2 separate regions of the Homo sapiens genome follow, and region 1 is linked to region 2. The links are chromatin contacts, found by Hi-C or POLR2A ChIA-PET in ENCODE. All regions are on one chromosome and are shown on one strand. The core of a region is the stretch at or near the end of the contact, and the rest is flanking DNA. Distances in the headings are between cores, read along the strand shown.

Evidence for each region. A loop is a pair of places that touch in the nucleus more often than their neighbours do. ChIA-PET counts read pairs that join two places held with the same protein, here RNA polymerase II (POLR2A). Pooled maps may share reads with other maps.
Region 1: a loop to region 2 is called in a map of heart left ventricle, with 9 times the contacts of the local background. The contact joins the promoter of ANKRD36 here to the enhancer-like site in region 2. A Hi-C loop is called at or near these places in 2 of 168 maps with a recorded cell type or tissue (gastrocnemius medialis and heart left ventricle) and 6 of 50 pooled maps. POLR2A ChIA-PET finds 5 or more read pairs at or near these places in 3 of 52 experiments (CD8-positive, alpha-beta memory T cell, Panc1 and activated naive CD4-positive, alpha-beta T cell).

Annotation. Positions count from the first base shown.
Region 1 is chr2:97,110,820-97,116,910 of GRCh38, forward strand. ANKRD36 (ankyrin repeat domain 36) reads left to right here and starts at 2,334. Exons shown (of 76, transcript NM_001354587.1): 1 at 2,334-3,117. The coding sequence starts at 2,921. RefSeq lists enhancers at 1,784-1,883, 2,844-3,073 and silencers at 2,134-2,513, 2,594-2,723.
Region 2 is chr2:96,836,976-96,842,753 of GRCh38, forward strand. It overlaps ANKRD23 (ankyrin repeat domain 23), which reads right to left. Exons shown (of 9, transcript NM_144994.8): 2 at 5,390-5,536; 3 at 5,085-5,210; 4 at 3,812-3,937; 5 at 3,441-3,539; 6 at 3,257-3,355; 7 at 3,022-3,120; 8 at 2,752-2,850; 9 at 937-2,669. The coding sequence ends at 2,574. It also overlaps a transcript of CNNM3 not described here. Among named protein-coding and RNA genes, the nearest start is that of ANKRD23, 4.2 kb to the right of the region's middle. RefSeq lists enhancers at 350-906, 907-1,461, 4,493-5,098 and silencers at 2,601-2,660, 2,801-2,900. Within about 2 kb of position 2,481, at least 4 of the 41 ENCODE cell types and tissues checked have a DNase peak (open chromatin) inside an H3K27ac peak, as active enhancers do.

The DNA of each region.
Region 1 (6,091 bases), core at 1,084-3,583, 270 kb after region 2:
CTCCTCAGAACGCTACCTCTTACTGCTTTCCTGTCTCACTCTTTCCAGCTCTCAGTTTAGAAGGTGTTTCCTCAGAGCACCCTTGCTGACCTCTCAAGTCTGGTGAATGGCCCTTCTCACTGGTGCCTGGATGCCCTGTGTGCTCCTGTCATGCACACAACACAGCATAGTAAAATGCCTGGTGTATGTGTTTGTCTTTTCAATACTCTGAGCTCTGCTCATTGGCAAATCTCAGGACATAGCACAAGATGTGGCCCCTAAACGTTAACTGAATGAACGAATGGAATCACTGGTATCTCTTTAGCTTGAAGAATAGAAAGCCCTTGTAGGACAAAGACGATTGGGAGAAATGTGAAGTCTGGCGTGGACTCTGTCAGAAGACAGAACTGAACCAATGGATGGACTTAGAAGAGAGAGACTTCGGTTTCACATCAGGAATGATATCATAGTCAGAACTCACCACACACATAATAGGTTAGATGAGGGAGGAGGGAGTCCTTCATTGCAGGAGTTTTAAAGGTAAATACAAGAAATGGGAGGCACTTGGCCTGGCGCGGTGGCTCAGGTCTGTTAATCCCAGCACTTTGGGAGGCCGAGGCCAGTGGATCACAAGGTCAGGAGTCGAGACCAGCCTGGTCAAGATGGTGAAACCCTGTTTCTACTAAAATAGAAAAATTAGCCGGGTGCGGTGGTGGGCACCTGTCATCCCAGCTAATTGGGAGGCTGAGGCAGAAGAATCACTTGAACCTGGGAGGCAGAGGTTGCAGCGAGCCAAGTTTGAGCCACTGAACTCTAGCCTGGGCGACAGAGCAAGACTCCGTCTAAAAAAAAAAAAAAAAAGAAAGAAATGGGAGGCACTGAGTTTCTGGCTCAGTTTGCTGATGCCAGAAATACAGAGATGACTGATCAGTAAAATCCACTAAAAAGTGTGTGACAGGTTTCTTTTTCCTTATATTTTTCTTTTTTAAATACAAAAGTAATACCAGCCCACTGAAAATTTGAAAAGTATATGGCATTAAAAAGAGAAAAATAACATCTGATAATCCAACAAGATAAACCCTCTAAAATTTTTCTCTTTTTAAATGAATATAGTTAAGCTTGAAATAGAATTTTAAATTTATCTTGATGTTTTACTCAACAACGTAGAAGCATCTTTTATGTCATTATTTTAAGTCACAAGCACTTTTAGTGATGATGATTAAAAGAACCATTTGTTTTTTCCTTACTGTTCCCTGTTTTTAGATTTTTGGCTAGTGTCTAATTTTTCCCTGTTATAAATAATGCTGAGATGAACAGAATATGTAGATTTCTAATAATTTGCAAATGAACAGCATATGAAAAACATGAGCAAAAATTTTGCAGTTATAATTACTCAACACGTTTTAAATAAATTACTTTTATTTTGAGCGTTCATTCTTAAATATGTTATAGGAAGTAAGTAAGAAGCATTCCTTACTCCTTAGAATTTTGTTTATAAATTAGTGATGAATTGGAAAGGGTAGCTTGCCCCTGGAATTCTCTGATAAGCACAGGTGATGAGGAAAATGGAAAAATCCAAGAATTCCTTTGTCTTTCCTTAATAGTCAGCTTTAAGTGCAGTGCAGGCGTGCCCTCTAGCGGCCAAATAAAAAATAAAGAAATACGGGAAACCTTCAGCATTGTAACAATCGCACGTCCCCATCTAGTGGCTAACGTGTGTAAATGCAGCTTTTCTAATCACAATAGCGAATGTTACTTGATTTATATTTGTCTCATGAGGTGAAGAACTGGGAGGAATCTTAGAGATCACGTATTTCAACTTCCTCACGGAGTGGCATGCAGGCAGCAGCCTTGGGAACCCCGATTGCCCCTCCTCACACCTGCCCATCACAGGACTCGGGCGACAGGGTGGTGAAGTCAGGCTGTGGCCCCAGCGGCGCCACGAGGCCGAAAACAGGCGCTCAGCCTCATCCCCGTGGCTGCAGAGTGCCAAGCGTCAGGTCCTGCGCTCTGGGCGCGGGTCAGGAGCAGCTGGCAAGGGCAGCGCAGCCTGTGGGGCCCTTGGGCGCGGCCGGCCGCAGCTCCGGGAAGCCACGTCAGCCCACGGGCGCTGCAGCTGCAGCCGCCACCAGCACATGGAGCAGGGGTCCCCGAGGATTGGGAATCCCCGACCAGGCCTGCGCCTCCAGCCGCGCGGACCCCGGGGCCAGCCTGGCCGCGGCAAGTCAGGCAGTCTGCGGCAGGAGCGCCGGGCATGGGCTTCCGCCGGGGGTGCAGGAGGCGCGCACCCTCCGGCCGGATGGGGGCGCACTCAGGGCCCAGGAGGCCATCCCACGGGAGCCCCGCCAGCCCCCGCCGGAGCCCGAGCTGCAGTGCCGCCTACAAGTGGTGCGCTGGCTGCAGCTGTGGCAACCCCGGATCCCGTCCTCCCGCCTCGCACCCATCAGCGCGGACCCCGGGGGCGACGCAGTGGCGAAGTGGGGCTGTGGGCCCAGCGGTGGCACCAGGCGGAGAAGCACCACTCAACCCCATCCCTGGGCTGCAGAGGGCCCAGCGCGGGGGACTCCGAGCGTCGGGAGCCTGTGGAAGAGAAGAGCGCGCGGGCGACAGTTAAACAGGCCCTGGGGCAGGGCGCGCCTCGCGCTCCAGGGAGCCCCGCCCTCCCGCGGCACCTCCGCAGCAACCGCCGCCTGCACTGGGCGCGCGAGAGCTGCTAGGGCGGTTTCTCTGCCTCGGGCCTGTTGGGCAGGGCCGGCTAAGGTGCGCGTGCTCGCTGGTTCTAACCCTTCTGTTGGGCGTTTCTGCTGAGAGGCGGGAGGCGCTGAGAGTCTGTGCGGAGGTCCGTGGACAGACTGCTTTGCTCGTTGTTGCTCTTCGGAGGCGGCGATCCCCGAAGGCGAGCTGAAATACGGCTGCAGGCTACAATTTGCAGCCGACGATTATGGAAGACGGCAAGCGGGAGAGGTGGCCCACCCTCATGGAGCGCTTGTGCTCGGATGGCTTCGCATTTCCCCAATACCCCATTAAACCGTATCATCTGAAGAGGATCCACAGAGCTGTCTTACATGGTAATCTAGAGAAACTGAAGTACCTTCTGCTCACGTATTATGACGCCAATAAGAGAGACAGGAAGGAAAGGTAATGGGGGCCGGGAGCCGGGGCTGCGGGAGGAGGCCTGTGGATGTGGAGAAGTACCCCTTTCCAGGCTGAGGGCTGCGGGGCGGATGGTCCGGGGCTCGGGGTTTGGACGGGGGCTAGGGGGTGCCCGGCTGGGGTGGGAGTGAGTGGAGCGGGGCCTGGGGAGTGGCGGTATATGGGGTGGCGGGGTGTGGAGTGAGTTGGGGGATGGGAGTGGGGAGTAGGGGGTGCATGGGGTGGGGGCGTGAATGGGCTGAGGTGGACGGAATGAAGGCTTGGGGGGTAGGGGCGTGGACGGTGTGGGGTGGGGAGATGGGGTGAGGGTTCAATGGGATAGAGGACTGGAGGTGGGGGTGAGGGGTGGGGGTGAATGGGGTGGGGGAAAGGGGTGCAGAGGTGAGGGGGGCGAGTCCTGTCACCAAAGGGGCTGGACTTTCTTTCCTGGCAGGCTCAGCCGCACCTGGGATGTGGAAACCTTGGCGGGGGCGAGCACCCAGGTCATTTTCACAAGCAGCAAAACAAAAACAAAACTTCAGCTGGTTTCCAATCACTCACCATGCTGCTTCTTTATAAATCATTTTAAAGTGATTTCACTAATAAAATTCAGCATGTACAGCGTTTTATTTTTAACGTGCACATTTTAAAGCATAATGTTACATACATTATGGAAAGGTGCATAATGAGAGAAATCATTTCCATAATATATCAACTTCCTGGCTAAAAATTCTTTGGATAAAAATCCAATATTTATTTGATATCAATGGACACCTATGTCAATTTGGTTTTCACTGAGGGACCTTAGAGGGAAACTTTGAAGTGGGAAGATGGTCTGTGTTCTTGAATAGAAAGACACATTTTTCTAAAGTTCTGAGCTCTTTCTGTGTTTATAAATTTTACATAATCCAAATAAAGTTATCAAAGTGTTAACATTTTTGAATTACTCATGCTGTCTTTTACTATTGTGACGACATCAAGAAAACTTTTGAAATGGAGTCAAAAAAGACTTGCCTTTCTAGATATGAAAATGTGCTGTTAATTTCCACAAGTTATTTACTAACAGCTGAAACAACAAATCAGTGAATGGAACAGGTTAGAAAATCCAGGAACACACCAATATGTGTAAGAATTTATTAGGTTGGTGCAAAAGCAATTGCGGTTTTTGCCGCAATTACAAGTAATGGCGAAAGCCGCAATTGCCTTTGCACCAATCTAATAGAATTGGATAATGGTGACATTTCATATTAGTAGGAAAAGATGAATTACTCATAAATGAAGTGCCTGCTAACTATTTGGAGAAATCTGGCTAGATTTTTATGTCACAGAAATAAATTCGTTATGGAATGTAGATTAAAAATTTTAAATGCACAAAATAAGAAAGATAACAGAAAAAAACACAAATGCCTACTTATATTGATGCATGTTTATATTCCTACAAATATCACAAGCACACATTCTGAAGGTCGATTTAGCAAAATAAAAAAAATCCAGTTTATAAGAAAAAATTAACAAAAGACAATATGTGTATATACATATTAGATAAAAAAGTGATTTTCATTTTACAGAGAATTCTTCAAATAAACAAGAACTCTCATTTAAAATAGAGCAAAGCATTTATTTTTCAGATGTTCAAGCAACCTATGCACATGGGAAAAAATATTTAGTGTTCCTGGGAGGAGAAGGTATTTAAGTTAAAAAAGGAATGAAATACTATTTTCTATCACAAGTTTGTGAGGGTAAAGGGTAGCAGTACATATACTGCTGTTGAAAGTTTACATTTCTGATGACTTTTCAAATAGACAATTTTTTGGTAAGTATCACACTGTAAAAATGTATGTGCCCTTCACCCATCAATTCCATTATACTAAAATATCTCTAGGAAATAGAGATACATGCAATTTGTTTTTCTCAGCACTGCTTAAAATAGCAATGTATTTGGAAAACCCCTTATAATGGATTTTATAAATTTTATAAATTTATCAATAAATTTCAGTGCATCCATAGGATGGGACAATATGGGACCTTTGCAGATGTCAGTAGATACAGATGTATGTTGAGGTGTGAAGATGTACTCTGAAAAAAAGTTGGTTTGATTATACATACACACAAACAATCTATGGTGTTTGTAAGCCAAATATGTGTACAAAATGTAACATTTCTTCTTTTCTGGCAGGTGTATTGTGATATTTTCTCTTATCTGTGATGTATAAATGATCAGTATGTTTAAAACTTCTAGTAAATGTTTTTTATTAATGAAATTATCCTTGGAAAAAGAAGAAATATAAATCTTGCAAAGAAAAAATAATTCTCAGTTTCTATTTTATTTTATTATTTATGTCTTTGTTTGTTTGTTTATTTTTGAGATGGAGTCTCACCCTGTTGCCCAGCCTGGAGTGCAGTGGCATGATCTCGGCTCACTGCAATCTGCCTCTCAGGTTCAAGTGATTCTCCCACCTCAGCCTCCTGAGTAGCTGGGATTACAGGTGTGCGCCTCCATGCCCAGCTAATTTTTGTATATTTTAGTAAAGACGGGGTTCACCATGTTGGCCAGGCTGGTCTCAGACTCCTGACCTCAGGTGATCCCCGTGCCTCGGCCTCCCAAAGTTCTGGGATTACAGGTGTGAGCCACTGTGCCTGGCCTTATTTTTATTTTTTTGTTTATTGGTATCTTCTGTGAACTTTTAGCCTCTTCAGAGGCAGAGGGAATATTTTTATTTGTGCTTGATTATTTTATTATGCATAGATTTTAGTACATAAATAGGTTTTTATTATAGTTTTATTACATATAAGGAAACAATTTTAAATTAATTATTTTAGTTTATCAGTGTCCTCATGAAAATGAAAATGAGCAAATATAAGTGATTATCACTATTCCAAAAGCACTGCTTTAATTTATAGTTTTTTTCATAATAAACTTCCCAACTGTATGTATGCATTCTTTCAATCCAGTTATTCATCAAGCATAACCTGAATACCT
Region 2 (5,778 bases), core at 1,231-3,730:
AGGCTGTCCTTCCTCCATTGAATTACTTTTGCACCTTAAAGTCAGCTGGGCATATTTGTGTGGTCCTGTTCCCGTGATGATCTCGGCTCTGTCGATCTGTGTGTCTGTGCCTCTGCCAGCATTGCACTCTTGGTTCACATAGCTATATAGTAGATCTTGAAATCAGCTGGACTGATTCCTCCTCTCACTCTATTCTTTTTCAAAATATTTTTGCTATAAATTTGTATATGAATTTTAGAATAACCTTGTCTACATCTACAAAACATCTTCTAGGATTTTGATAGGAACTGCATTTAACCTGTATGTTAATTTGAGGAGAATTGATATCTTTACTGTATTCTGTCTAGCAATCCATGAACATGGCATGTCTATTTAAATCTTTGATTTCATCACGTTTTATAATTTTCAGCATACAAGTCCTTGCATATTTTGTTAGATTTAAACCGAAGTATTTCCCTTTTTCAGCAATTGTAAACAGTACATATTTTTAACTTTTGTGTCTACATGTTCATTTCTAGGAGGTAGAAACAGGTTTTTGTGTGTTTATCTTGCACCCGAGATTTTGCTGGACTCCCTAGTTGTCTGCTTTCTGTAGATTCCTAGGATTTCCCACATAGACAAGCATGGCCTCTGCATGAGAATACCTGGATCCTCCCCTCAGGGCTTCTGACTTAGGGTCTGGACATCAGGACTTTTTAAACCTTCCTGGTGATTCTGATAAGCAGCTGAGGTGGAGAACCACTGCTCTTTGACCTTGTCGTCAGTGAGCAGAGGTGCCTTAAGCACAAAAGCCTAGTGCCAGGACCCCGCATCCCGCCCACTCTGCACTCGGCCTATCTTGCTGTCGGCCGGCATGGCTAACAGGCGTGGGCCCTATCAGACAGTCCCTGGTGACTGAAGCATGGGCTCCTCTCGGCCCAGGAAAGACGGCTAGGCTGTAATGGATAGCCAGTTTTAATGAACAGAGGATACTGATTGGTATAAAAAGGTGTGTTTGTCACTGAGGTGTCCTCATTTTCTAGATGAGGAGTTGTCTTCTCCATGGTCTTGAACGCCTGCTTCGCCATGGCACCAGCGTCTGGGTGCACGCTGGCTGTCGCCACAGGGCAGGAGCTGCTCATGGAAAGGTGTGTGCCCCTAGTGTGCAGCACTGGTCAGCTTTTCCACATAGTAACAACAGCCTTGTTCTGGGCCTGAGAAGGCCCCCAAAGGTAGACGAAAAGGAACCATGGCCAAATGCCTATCAATCAGCCCGGTACCTAATGTAACCCAGGACCCATGTGAGGGAGGCTGAGCCTTCACCTTTCAGCCCTTCCCTCAGCATGTGGTTCTCAGTTTAGGGCAGAGCTTCTTAAGATTCACTTTCTGGCGTTTAGGGGCCCAGCCCCACCAGCAGTACAGGCCTACACCAGTGTAATTTGAAACGTACAGACGGTGGAAGAGGAAGTCTAGGGAGCTTGGGTCCTTAGACCACCAGGGAGCAGGGAAGGGATGGGAAGGGCTGGGGGGCGGCGGGGGCTCACCTTCCTCTGCTTCCCTGTGGGCTGGGTTCAGAGCTCCTCAGTGTCCTGGCCTCCCAGGTGGGATCAAGCAGGGTGGGTGCAGCTGCAGCGTTCCAGGCAAGAGCTCAAGCTCCAGTACCAGGAACATAAGGGGACATAAGGGCCTCAGGCAAACTAGGGTTACGGGCCACTGCCCCAAGAGTTGAGTGGGCCACAAGCAATCCCCAGTGCCCAGGCGCTTCCCCATGAGAGCCGCCAGCAGGCAACGGTGTGCCAGGCCGGCCTGAGCGGGGCCAGTACACAGTGGGTGCGAGGCTTCTCTCAAATGCGCGCTCCAGCTCATCAGTCTTAGGGCTTCTGAGGCAACCTAGTGGGTCCTGGACTTCTGTTGCTGTGGGGCCTCAAACCTGTTGAGTAGCCACCTCAGATGACCAGAACCCACCTCCAGAGTTCCTATGACCAAAGTTGTCTAGAGCCGCTCCGGACACTGCCAGGGTTGCTACTGACAGGAATGGGGTCCCCAGAGAAAGCCATGCCCACAGGCATCCACCAGCTGCAGACAGGCCCGGCCCCTGCATGGCCTGCCTTGGCTGCACCTTGTACATCCTGGATGGCATCTGCCGGCCACGGGCTGAGTCCCCACACACACAGACTGGCCCTGGAGAGAGCAAGGCAAGCCCCCTAACCTGGGACAAGTGGACACTGAGGACTCCCAGACCCAGCCCTGGGTGGCTCCAGCTTGGGACTGCTCCCTTAAGGCTCGTTCTTGGCCCTCACTCTCCTCCCCTTCCTGGCCCTCATCTGGACCCGCGCTTTCTGCTGCCTTGTGGTCCTCTGCTCCAGCCCTGGGAGGGAACGCGGCTCCCCTGACACTCGAAGCCAGGGAGGCCTCTCTCTTTGCCTGCTGGGCCCGGTGCCGCTCTTCAGTTCTGCCAGGGCTGCTGAGGCGGCACAGGCCAGAGAGGGAGGAACCAGGGCTGAGGGCAGGAACCACAGAGGTGCAGACGCGGGGGCGGGGCACAGGATGGAATGGTGGCAGTGCGAAAGGCGCGGCGGGGGGCGGTGCTGCGGTCAGCACCGGGTGCGGGGATGCGCCACGTGGGCCTGCAGGGCCTCCCGGATGCCGCGCTGCCAGTCTCGAGCCAGCTGCACCGGGGTCACGGAGGCCTGGGAGCAACGGTGTGGGTCAGTCCCTTGCAGGCGCTCCACCCGCCCTCGGGTCAGGAGCCAGGGCTGCGCCCACACTCACCGCGTTCCGCACCCCCAGCTCGGCCCCATAGAGCAGCAGTAGCTTCATGGCTTTGTAGCTGCCGTGCCGCACGGCCTCGTGCAGAGCCGTGTCCCCTTCCTGCTGAGAACGCAGGCAGTCAAGCTTCTGCCTCCGCGTGCTGCCCTCCTCATGCAGGAAGGTCAGGGCTGCTGTCACCGAGCAGACAGCACCTCTGGTCCTGGCTGGGGCTCCTCAGTCCCTGCTCCTCTGGAGCTGTCCGAGCCGGAAAAGACCAAGCGCCTGCCTTACCTTATCCTGTGCGTTCAGGTGGGCGCCACACTCGATGAGGTGCTCCAGGCAGTCGGGGTGCCGGGTGCGCACTGCCACGTGCAGGGGGGTGCTCCCGATCTGAGAGCAAGTGGGGGTCAGTGCTGGGTCTGGATTGGTGAGGCCTCCCTAACCCATGGGACTACGTGCTCTCTTCTCCAGGAACAGCGTCTGCTCCCGTGTTCCCGACAGGCCCCCAAAGCACCGTGCCCCTCACCTTGTCCCGGGCATTGACCCGGGCTCCCTGGTTAAGCAGCTGTTTGAGGATGACCAGATGTCCTCCGCGGCAGGCCCAGAACACAGGTGTCCTGTCCAGCTGCAAAACAAAAGCACCCAAGCACTCAGCTGCTGGGATGTGAAGCTGGGCGTCGACCAGAGGCTGGGCCTTTCCCCATCCTCACCAAGTCTCGCGCGTCCACTGTGGCACCTGCCACCAGCAGCTTGTTCACCAGCTGGCTGTGACCCTTCAGACAGGCCCAGTGCAAGGCGGTGCGGTGGAGCTGAGGGCAGAGATGGAAGATTAGGCAGAGGGAGTGCAGCCACCCCTAGAGACCCCACGCGGTCCCCTTCCCAGGGCCAGGTCCCTGAATGGAATTGCCACTTCCCCCACCACGCGATGGGCCGCTCCCTCTCCTCCGTCTGCAGGTGCCACTGGATTCATGCCCATAAGAGTGAAAATCCCTGCAGCCTCCTAGGCCAGGACTTGAACACACTGAAGGCAGCGCTCCTGCAGCTGCAGCTGCTGCCAGCCGACTCACCCAACCTGTGCTACCTTGTCATGGGCATTGGGGTCCCCTCCGTCTGTCAAGTACTTGTCAATCAGGTACTCCTGGTTCTCAGCAGCTGCCTTCAGGAACATCTCCAGGCCCACAGGCTCCACCTGGGCCTGGGACTGCGGCTGGTTCAGTTGAAGACAAGACCAAATCACTCCCGAAGGCCGCAGGTGCCCAAGATGTCACAGCTTCACCAGTCTGGCCCACGGGTCCCATGCAGCCCACCAAGGAACACTGCTGGCTCGTACTAATGCAGTTTCTTATTCTAATCCCACGCCAGGAGATTGAATAGACTGTGTGTGTGTGAGCGTGTGTGTTATGGATTGACTTGTATCTCCCCAAGATTCGTATGAAGTACTAACCCCAGGTACCTCAGAATGTGACCTTATTTGGAAACAGAGTCACTGAGGATGTAATTAGTTAAGATGAGGTCACACCGGCGTATGGTGGGCCCCTCACCAATATGACTTGTGTTAAAGTGGGCTCTAATCCAATGTGACTGATGTCCTTATGAAAGGGGACACGTGGGCCGGATGCGGTGGCTCATGCCTGTAATCCCAGCACTTTGGGAGGCTGAGGCGGGCAGACCACAAGGACAGGAGATTGAGACCATCCTGGCTAACACGGTGAAACCCCATCTCTACTAAAAATACAAAAAAAAATTAGCCGGGCGTGGTGGCGGGTGCCTGTGGTCCCAGCTACTCGGGAGGCTGAGGCAGGAGAATGGCATGAACCCGGGAGGCAGAGCTTGCAGTAATCCGAGATCGTGCCACTGCTCTCCAGCCTGGGCAACAGAGCGAGACTCCGTCTCAAAAAAAAAAAAAAAAAAAAAAAAAAAGTTGGGGGAGACACATGGACACAGGCATGCACACAGGCAGAACGCCCAGCAAACATGAAGGCAATAGTTGGGTGATACATCTACAAGCCAAGGAACGCCAAAGATCACCAGCATCCACCAGAAGCCGGAGAGGCATGAAGGGATTCTCCCTCACCACCCTCAGAGGGAACCAGCCTCGCCAACACCTTCCTGTTAGCCTTCCAGCCCCCAGGACAGCGAGGTGACACATGCCTGCTGTTGAGGCTGTCCAGGCTGTGGGACTTTGTTATGGCAGCCCTGGCGGACACATCCGCGGGGGCTCTGGAGTGGATTTAATGGGCTCCCCAGGCACTGGCTGTGTGGTCCTGGCCTGCAGTGCCCACTCTGCCCCAAGCCCTTCCTCTGGAACTGGAGCCCTGGTGTGTGCACTGCCCTAACCCCGACCTCCCACTCACCTTAACCAGGGGCTCAGGTTTCCTGGGGGGGACTCTGTGTCTCAGTCGCTTTTTCCGTCTTTGAACCAAGTTTTCCAAGTCAGCCAGGTTATCCAGATTAAATCTGGTACTGTTAAATCTTTCAAGCTGGGGCAGAAGACAAGACCATGCCAGCCATCAGCCGCTGGTCAAGAGATCTCTCTGCCCTGCCGACAGGAGACACCAGCTGCTCAGGCTGCCCCACCAGAGTCCCTCCAGGCCTCACTGCTCAGCCGGCCTCAGGGATTAGCCACTGCCCCCAACCCCGGCCCCCGCCCCTCTCTCACTTTCTTCTTCTTCTCTTCTTCCAATTTCAGCTTCTCCCGGGCCACAGCCTCTTGGGGGCCCCTCCTCCAGTCACTAGGCCAGGCTCCAGGGTCAGGAACTCCATGTCCAAATCCCAACACTTTCCCTTCAACTCTTTCTCCACTTACCTGTAGGAACAGGATATGAGTACTGAGTTGGGAAAATTGGAGGAACCCTTAGAAAACAGAGCTGTGGAGTAGCAGGGAGCTGTCTTATAAGGGCAGATGTCACAAGGCTGGTGCCCGGGATGGGAGCCGGCCTCAAAGCTCCTGCAGTCCAGAGTGCTGGCAAGCTCCCTCACCCTGTGGGTGCTGCAGGCTCCGCAACTGTGTCATCAGCTGACACCCAGGGGGACAACGGATCCCCGCCT